Regions from separate parts of the Homo sapiens genome. Here region 1 is linked to region 2. A link is a contact called in ENCODE Hi-C or POLR2A ChIA-PET data. All regions are on one chromosome and are shown on one strand. Each heading gives the region's core, a stretch centred on a gene start or an enhancer-like site at or near the end of the contact. The rest is flanking DNA. Distances are from core to core; before and after follow the strand shown. Region 1 overlaps LINC01507 (long intergenic non-protein coding RNA 1507). Region 2 has its middle 12 kb from the start of LINC01507.

The links. Hi-C counts contacts between places; a loop is a spot of excess contacts on that map. ChIA-PET counts read pairs that join two places held with the same protein, here RNA polymerase II (POLR2A). Pooled maps may share reads with other maps.
Region 1: a loop to region 2 is called in a pooled map, with 2.3 times the contacts of the local background. The contact joins two enhancer-like sites. A Hi-C loop is called at or near these places in 2 of 50 pooled maps. POLR2A ChIA-PET finds 5 or more read pairs at or near these places in 2 of 52 experiments (activated CD8-positive, alpha-beta memory T cell and activated naive CD4-positive, alpha-beta T cell).

Annotation. Positions count from the first base shown.
Region 1 is chr9:79,856,912-79,860,917 of GRCh38, forward strand. The region is part of intron 1 of LINC01507 (long intergenic non-protein coding RNA 1507); the gene reads left to right. Among named protein-coding and RNA genes, the nearest start is that of LINC01507, 34 kb to the left of the region's middle. Within about 2 kb of position 1,725, at least 3 of the 41 ENCODE cell types and tissues checked have a DNase peak (open chromatin) inside an H3K27ac peak, as active enhancers do.
Region 2 is chr9:79,810,649-79,814,632 of GRCh38, forward strand. No RefSeq gene overlaps it. Among named protein-coding and RNA genes, the nearest start is that of LINC01507, 12 kb to the right of the region's middle. Within about 2 kb of position 1,988, at least 2 of the 41 ENCODE cell types and tissues checked have a DNase peak (open chromatin) inside an H3K27ac peak, as active enhancers do.

The sequences.
Region 1 (4,006 bases), core at 475-2,974, 46 kb after region 2:
CGGTGCATACATTTAGTCATTCAAGATAATTTATTAATCCCCTACCAAATGCCAGGTACTGCCCTTTGGTATGTTTCACAGGTACATTGAGGAAATATAGCCATAAACAAAAAATGATAAATATCTTCACCTTGTAGTTGGAGGGGGACACAAAAATAAATAAATGAATAATCTTATAAACATATACATAAATATATAAATAAAAATAGATGGGTAAAATAAATAGTACATCAGATAATTGCTAGGGCGAAGTAGAAAACTGGGAAAGGAGATAAAGACTGTTAGATGGTGGGGGGAGGTTGCAACTTGAAATTATGGGGGAGGTGAAATTTAAGAAGGAGCCTGAGGGTGTTCCAGGAAACAATAATGTGCATATCTGGGAAATGAGCCTTACAGGCAGAGCGAACAGCCAAATGGGAAGGCTGTGAGGCAAGAATGTCCATGAGTATTTAGGGAACAGAAAGGGCACCAGTGTGTGAGGGAGAGAGGGATCAGAGTGGAGAGGAGAAGGAAATGATGTCAGCAAGGAAACGGAGAACATGGGTTGCTAGGGGTTTGGAGGCATTTAGAGGACTTTGGCTTTTGCTTTGAGCAAGCCATTATAGAGGTTTGAGTGATACAATCTGATTTAGGTTTTAACAGGATCTCTCTGGATGAATGTTAATTAAAAATTGTAGAAAAGTAAAAAAAAAAAAAAAAATTAGGGAGACCAATTCCTTTACAGAAGTGATTTACTCAAATATTTGCTTTCTACTCAGTAAAGAAATAGATCAGTGATGGGCAAAAAAATGGCCCATAGATCTTTTTGTATGACCTGTGAGCTAAGAATGATTCTTACATTTTGAAAGGGTTCTTGAAGAAAAAGAAAAAGGAGGAGAAAGGGGAACTACAGAAACTGTTTACGGCCTACAAAACATAAAATATTTAAAGTCTGGAAAATATTTGCTAAATCTTCAAGTAAAGGATGTAACTGGAAGTAGGTTCTCAATAAAATTGGAAACAGAAATACATGAGAAAATAGTTGCTAAAAACATTGTGAAGCGATAGGTGTTAAGAAATGTCTATGGTTTCATTCCCAACCTTCACAATGTCATAATTTCCACTGAGATATTGAAAAATATGGTCGGTTTGTAAAAGAATAAACAAAAAGGCACTGTGTCACCTAGACAATGTCATACATAAAATTGTATAGTAATAACAAAAATAATAACACAAAGTATTTTTATAGAACTTAAAATTTTACAAAGCATTTTCATGTTAATTACCTCATTTCACCTTCAAATCAACTGCATGGGAGAGGTATAATTTCCTTATTAGAAATTACTGTATCCTAAATCTTTAGTGATTGATTGCTCAAAAAAAGTTGACATCATAAATGCTACATCTGTTAACAGAGGTTGGTTTTCTCCTATGAGAACATTGGATACTAAAATCAACAGGGACTTGTAGTAAAAAAGGATAGACCATGAACACATATTAGCCTTGTGTTCCTCCTGAAAACATACTTAAATAAAAGTATAAAGATACCGAAATTAGTAGACCAATAAAAGTCAAGAGATTGTGGAAGTCATCAACCACAGAAAGGTTTTGTTACATGTCTGGAAAACAAAAAGTGAACTGGAGGGGTAATTAATAAAACAATCAAGAAGAGTATCTTAAGAAGCAACTGCACAAAGTCAGTCTGTTTTTGCTGAGCCTTCGGTATAGTCAAAGGCAGAAGTGTGTGAACAAAGTGAAACTGAAAGAGCCAATCCTGGACCCTGATTGGTTAACTGGACTCCAAGCAGCCATTGGCTGACTAGAGGTCACACAGGTACTTTGAATTCCCTCAAAATCCACACCATTTCAACCTGGGAACTTTCAGACATCACCTGAACCAACCAATTAGAGCTCGCCTGCCTAAGCCAATCAGGGCTCAGCTGTATGAACGAGGCAGGGCTTCTCTGTATCAGCTAATTAGAGCTCAGTTGCATCAAACTATTGGAACTCAGCTGTGTTGACCAATCTGAATTAAGCAAGTTTCTAACCTTTCATTTGTGTAAATGGACCTGAATGGGAACCTAGACAGAAAATTTCTGCTGTAAAACTCAAGCCTTCCCTGTAGGGTGAACCGTGTAGCCTAATATAAAACCTACCAAGAGAATTGCATGGGGCTATAGAAGCAAAGCCAAAAGATTACACTCTCATGCCTGTAATCCCAGCACTTTGGGAGGCCGAGGTAGGCGGATCATGAGGTCAGGAGTTCGAGACCAGCCTGGCCAACATAGTGAAACCCCGTCTCTACTAAAAATACAAAAAATTAGTTGGACATGGTGGCAGGTGCCTGTAATCCCAGCTACTCAGGAGACTGATACAGGAGAATGGCTTGAACCTGGGAGGTGGAGGTTGCAGTGAGCCAAGATCATGCCATTGCGCTCCAGCCTGGCTGGGTGACAAAGCAAGACTCTGTCTCAAAAAAAAAAAAAAAAAAAAAAAGATTCTACTCAGCATTGTCTACAGTCACACCCCCTAGGCCCTAGGAAGGGGGTGAGGATAGAAAGGGAAAATGAAAGAAAAAACAATAATACTATTATTATAGGGAAAGAAAGAAGAAAAAGAAGAAATACTACCTGCACGGAACTAATTATAAAAGTTAGAAGTGCCAGTGTCTCCAGGTGAGAAGAAACCAGTCAAATAATGTTGGAACCATGAAAAATCTGAAAGTAGTGATACTACCAAAGGATTGCACTAGCTCTCCATCAATGGATGGAGATTTAGTTAGGTTTGATTCCTAACCAAAATGGAAACTCAGAAGTGACAGGTAAAGAATTCAAAGCATGGATTGCAAGGAAGCTCAATGAGATCCAAGACAAAGTTGGAAATCAACACAAAGAAACTGCTAAAGCAATCCAGGAAAGGAGAGGAATGTGTAGTGACTGACAGCAAGGAGACAAAAGGTATTTTAGAGGAAAAAAGTCTATTTAATGAACTCCATAGGTCAGTAAAGTCTAGAGGACTCAGTATGTCCCCATATTGACTCTATATGACTTAAAATGGATTGTTGGTGATTAAGACAAGAAAAGGGGGAGTGAGAGTGTCAACCACAGTTTGCCAGCTATGGTTTATTGTCACTACCACAATTCCATCCCAAACTGGCCAACCCCAGATTCATTTTCTATGATTGAAAATTGTTCCTTTTTTTCCTCAAAAAAAGATAGAGGTGATTTTTTGTGGAATATCCTTGTCCAAATTTCCTTGTATTGTCCTGAAGCCCAAATATGCATTATTGTGTTTAATAATTTTTTTTCCTTTTTGGAGAATAAATGAAAATAATATGGTATTAATTTATTATTTTTAAATACGTCTGACATATCATCTTTCTTCCTAGTTCCTCTAGGAAGTCTTTGTCCAAAATTTGTACCAGTTTGTTTTGTTCCAGAAAACAAAATCAAGAGATTATTCCTAATTGAACTCTCTCCAAATGATAGCAAGGAATTATGGTTACATGCCATAACTGTAAACCATTTATGCCGTGGTTAGAAAGGGCTGATAATATTTCTCCTCTTTTCAAACAAAATTTGGGTCTGAGCAAAAACTTTTTGTGTTCTACCAACCTCAGCCTTTTTGGGAATGGAACTCCAAATTTGCTCTGACATGCTATAAAAGGAATCTTATGAGGAGAGGGCTAAAACCAATTTTATAGTATGTTAATTATGTACAGTGTTATTTTAAATAGATGTTTTAAAATGTAACATATGAAAAATTTTTAGAGAGCTTTGTTCTTGGTTCTGAAACTTCCGCATGTCATATATCTGATACACCACATCAGCCCCAAGAGAGAAAAACACATTACTGAAATAAGCCTGAGAAACAAGATTCAAACTAGACAAATCTCTGTAGGATTTTCAAATCTTTCTTGTCATGCTGAAGCTTCTAGCTCCTAGGACAGTAACACACATTTCTCTTTTCCTGACACTGAAGATCATGTCTCCTCTCTTGGGCATAAGAAGGTTTAGAGTGATATGTA
Region 2 (3,984 bases), core at 738-3,237:
TTCTGAGTAGGTGGGACTACAGGCAAGTGCCAACAGGTCTAGCTAGGTGTTTTGGTTTTTTAAAAAATATCTTTTGTAGAGATAGGGTCTTCCTATGTTGCTCAGGCTGATCTCCAACTCCTAGGCTCAAGTGATCCTCTTGCCTCAGCCTCCCAAAGTGCTGGAATTACAGGCGTGAGCCACCACGCCTGGCCAAGTTCAACTTTGTAAGAAAACTTACAAATTTCTCAGAACTGGTTTCTAAGACTTTGGTCTCTTTAAGGATGCCTTTTTCACCCTTGGCCTAGGTACTTGATCTTGAAGTTCTAAAATGGGATTTTTCTCTTGGCTTGTATCCCAGCTTCCCACATTTTTTTGAGGGAGAACTTGAAGATGATTACAGGAATTCATTTTTTTTCCTCTTTGCATTTTGAAGATGAAGAAAACATTATCTGTGTGAAGTTTAAACTCCTAGATGATTACTTAGAGTAATAATAATAGTATGTGGTATTTACCTGAAAAGATGCTATGAGTTAAGAAAATTTTAATTCTTATTTTTTAAAAATGCTATTAGATTTAGGTACAGTTAAAAATATCACTGTAATCCCAGCACTTTGGGAGGCCGAGGCAGGTGGATCACGAAGTCAGGAGTTCAAGACCAGCCTGGCCAAGATGGTGAAACCACGTCTCTACTAAAAATACAAAAATTAGCCGGACATGGTGGTGGGCGCTTGTAATCCCAGCTACTCCAGAGGCTGTGGCAGAGAATGCTTAAATATGTGAGGCGGAGGGTGCAGTGAGCCGAGATCTCCCCACTGCACTCCAGCCTGGGCGACAGAGCGAGACTCTGTCTCAAAAAAAAAAAAAAAAAAAAAAAAATCACTGAGGTAGCTAATGGGTGATGGTTGCCAACTGATTTCTGGTGTTGACAACTAGATTTCCTTTTTGTTCTCCCTTCAACTTCAGTCATCCTGTAGTTACCACTTGCTGTCCCTCCCTGACATGAGCACTTGTTTTATGTTTGTTTTTTTTTTGAGACGGAGTTTTATTCTTGTTGCCCAGGCTGGAGTGCAATGGCATGATCTTAGCTCACTGCAACCTCTGACTCCCGGGTTCAAGCAATTCTTCTGCCTCAGCCCTGCCAGTAGCTGAGATTACAGGCATGTGCCACGTAGAGACGGGGTTTCACCATGTTAGTCAGGCTGGTCTTGAACTCTTGACCTCAGGTGATCTGCTCGCCTTGGCCTCCCAAAGTGCTGGGATTACAGGCGTGAGCCCCCATGCCCGCCCTGAGTACTTGTTATTTCATACTAAGTAATGAATACTACAGTTTGTTAAGTTCAATGCCTAACTAAATATGACCGATGAATGCTTACCAGCCACCTGAAAGTTAAGACCGGCTATGAAGCACCACCCCCGATCCCAGGGGTTACAACTTGAAATCAACATTTGCATATACCTTTAGAAAAATTATTATGGAAATTTCTGGAATGTTGCCATACTCCCTATTTGAATTCAAATGATAATATAGTCAATTCAGGAAAGAAAATCATCCTAAAATTTCGTATTATGATTAGAAGTGTAATTTCGCTGAAATAGAAAATTTCTAATTATTAAATTTGATGAGTCACCACTCTCTAAGCAAAGATTCTGGGCACTGAGACTTTGGAGACAATGACTACACTCGGCCCTGTGCTTGCCACATTGTTAGCACTCTATAAATATTTGCTGCATTAAAACTGAAAAGGTCACCCACTCTTAAAGTCAGGGAAAGCTTTACTAATTTTTCTTGTGTTGCTTTAAAACAGCATGCTGATTAATTTCCACTATGAAAATAAAAAGTTTTCTGTCTAAATCTAGCTAAGAATTTAATAATAATGGAGGAGTAAGAGGATGGACTGAGAAAGAAAGAGAAAAGAAAAAAGGAAGAGAGCCAGAGGAAGAAAAGAGAAGGGAGGAAGGAAGGAAATGAAGACAGTCTGCACCCGCATTTGGTTGCTGTCCTGAGATTAAGCCCGACCACACGAAAACCCAAAGGAAGCAAGCATCATTTAACATTCAACTTGCAATTCATTTTGTGACTCTATCATTATGCCAGCTCATTTGTCTGCAGTTTAAAATGTGTTATAAAGTCAAAACTTAGAAGTAAAATTCTTTCACTTCCTGATACTAGAGTGAGCGTAGTACATCTGCCTGTTTTGGATCATTTCTAAGCATTTCTCAAAGGTTAGTTCCACTTTGCCTGAAAGATCGTGTTTTGAACCATTAAAAACTGTTGGCTCAAAACTTCGTCAGATCACAATTTCTTTTTTAAAATTATCTCTTGGCAGATATTATCATTTAAAAGGTTTAACATTAGTTACCCTGCTCTATTAATTTTATTTCTAAAATGTCTCTTGAATATATCTGCTTTTATCCATCCCTCTAGGCACTTTCATTATGTCCTTAACACCTCTCACCAAGCCTGTCACTAGGTCCTAGGTTGCCTTCCGTTCCAATCTTCACTAATTTAATTATTTCTTTAGGCTGTTAGCAGGATTATTTTCCCAGGAAATACGATACATCCTGAATTGTTTTTTTCTTCCAAACCCTTCAGGGGTTTGTATTTGCTTATATAACAAAAGTTTGGAGTACCTGGTAAATATTCAAGATCTTTTATCATTGACTTCTCAAATACCATCTCAGTCTCAACTTCTCCTCCCTTCCTTGTTATATTTCTGTACCAATGAGTTACACAAATGCACTGGATAGTTTCACATTTCTTTGTCTCTGTTCATGTTAATTCCTCATCCCAAAAGTCCTTACTCTGCTTTTACAGTTTTGGAAATCCTAGCTCAACTCAAATATCACTTCCTCCATGAAACCCTGAGTGTATTACTCAGCTGAAGGTAATTGTTCTTTCCTCTATCCCCTACGTGAAGTAAATTAATATGATGTTAGAGATGGAAAAAGTTTTACACTTCAATCATTCTCCATTCAGGCATCATCTTGGTATTGGAGAGGCAATTTAGTTTTCAATGAAAGATACAAATGAGAGTAAATAAAAGAAGTATTTATTGGCTCAAGTAACTGAAAATCCAGTAGTTCGGCTGGCTGAATTCAGTGCCTGGCTAATGTTCTCAGCGATCTGTCCCTTATTATATTTCCTGGCTCTGATTTTCTCCATGTTGGGTTCAGTCTTAAGCAGACCCTACACTCATATATGATGGGAAAGCGGTTCTCAGAAGCTCCAGATTTACATAGTATTTTTAGCTCTCAATCTCCGAAGGAGAGAAATCCTCTTTCACAGCATTTATATCAACTCGTCATATGACTTGGATTGTTTGGAGGTGGGACATGTGTCTACCTTGGGGCTATCATTGTCTCTGGGAAGCCTGGGTTATCGGATTGGCCAGTCTGGGTCATAAGCTTGTCTCTATGATGAAGGAGGTAGGGTCATGTGATGAACAGGCAGAATCATGTAGAGTGAGAAACGGTTTCCAAAAAAAGTAATTTTTATTTGTTACATTCTCTATTGGGTACTTTCATTTGCCCTCTGTTACAGCTAACTGTTTATTTGTATCTGATCTTTGAATTTTAAGATTATTGAGAGCAAGAATCAAAACACATTTAATAAATGTTTGTCTCTTAGCTGAATGAAGGACCCAACAGGCAGACAACAAATGAAATAATATCTAAAGTCACCATTTTATTTGACTTATGTTCTTTCATACCTTTTTAAACCTCATTGACGAGACTTGATACTTTCCTGTAATTAAGGAAAATTGGCCGTCACATAAAATGGTGGACAGGATTAATTTTGAGATACAATCAATTTACTTAAAATATCAGACCCCAAATACTTCTAGCCATGATTTGGCTAGCAAAAGCCATTATAAATTAAAGTTTTCCCCTTTAGAAAAATTATTGCTGTTACTAGAAAAAATGTTGATATCGTTTATTACCATTACTAAAACAACAACATTTGATGCTTGCATTAAAAAATTTATCATAATTTGACAGTTT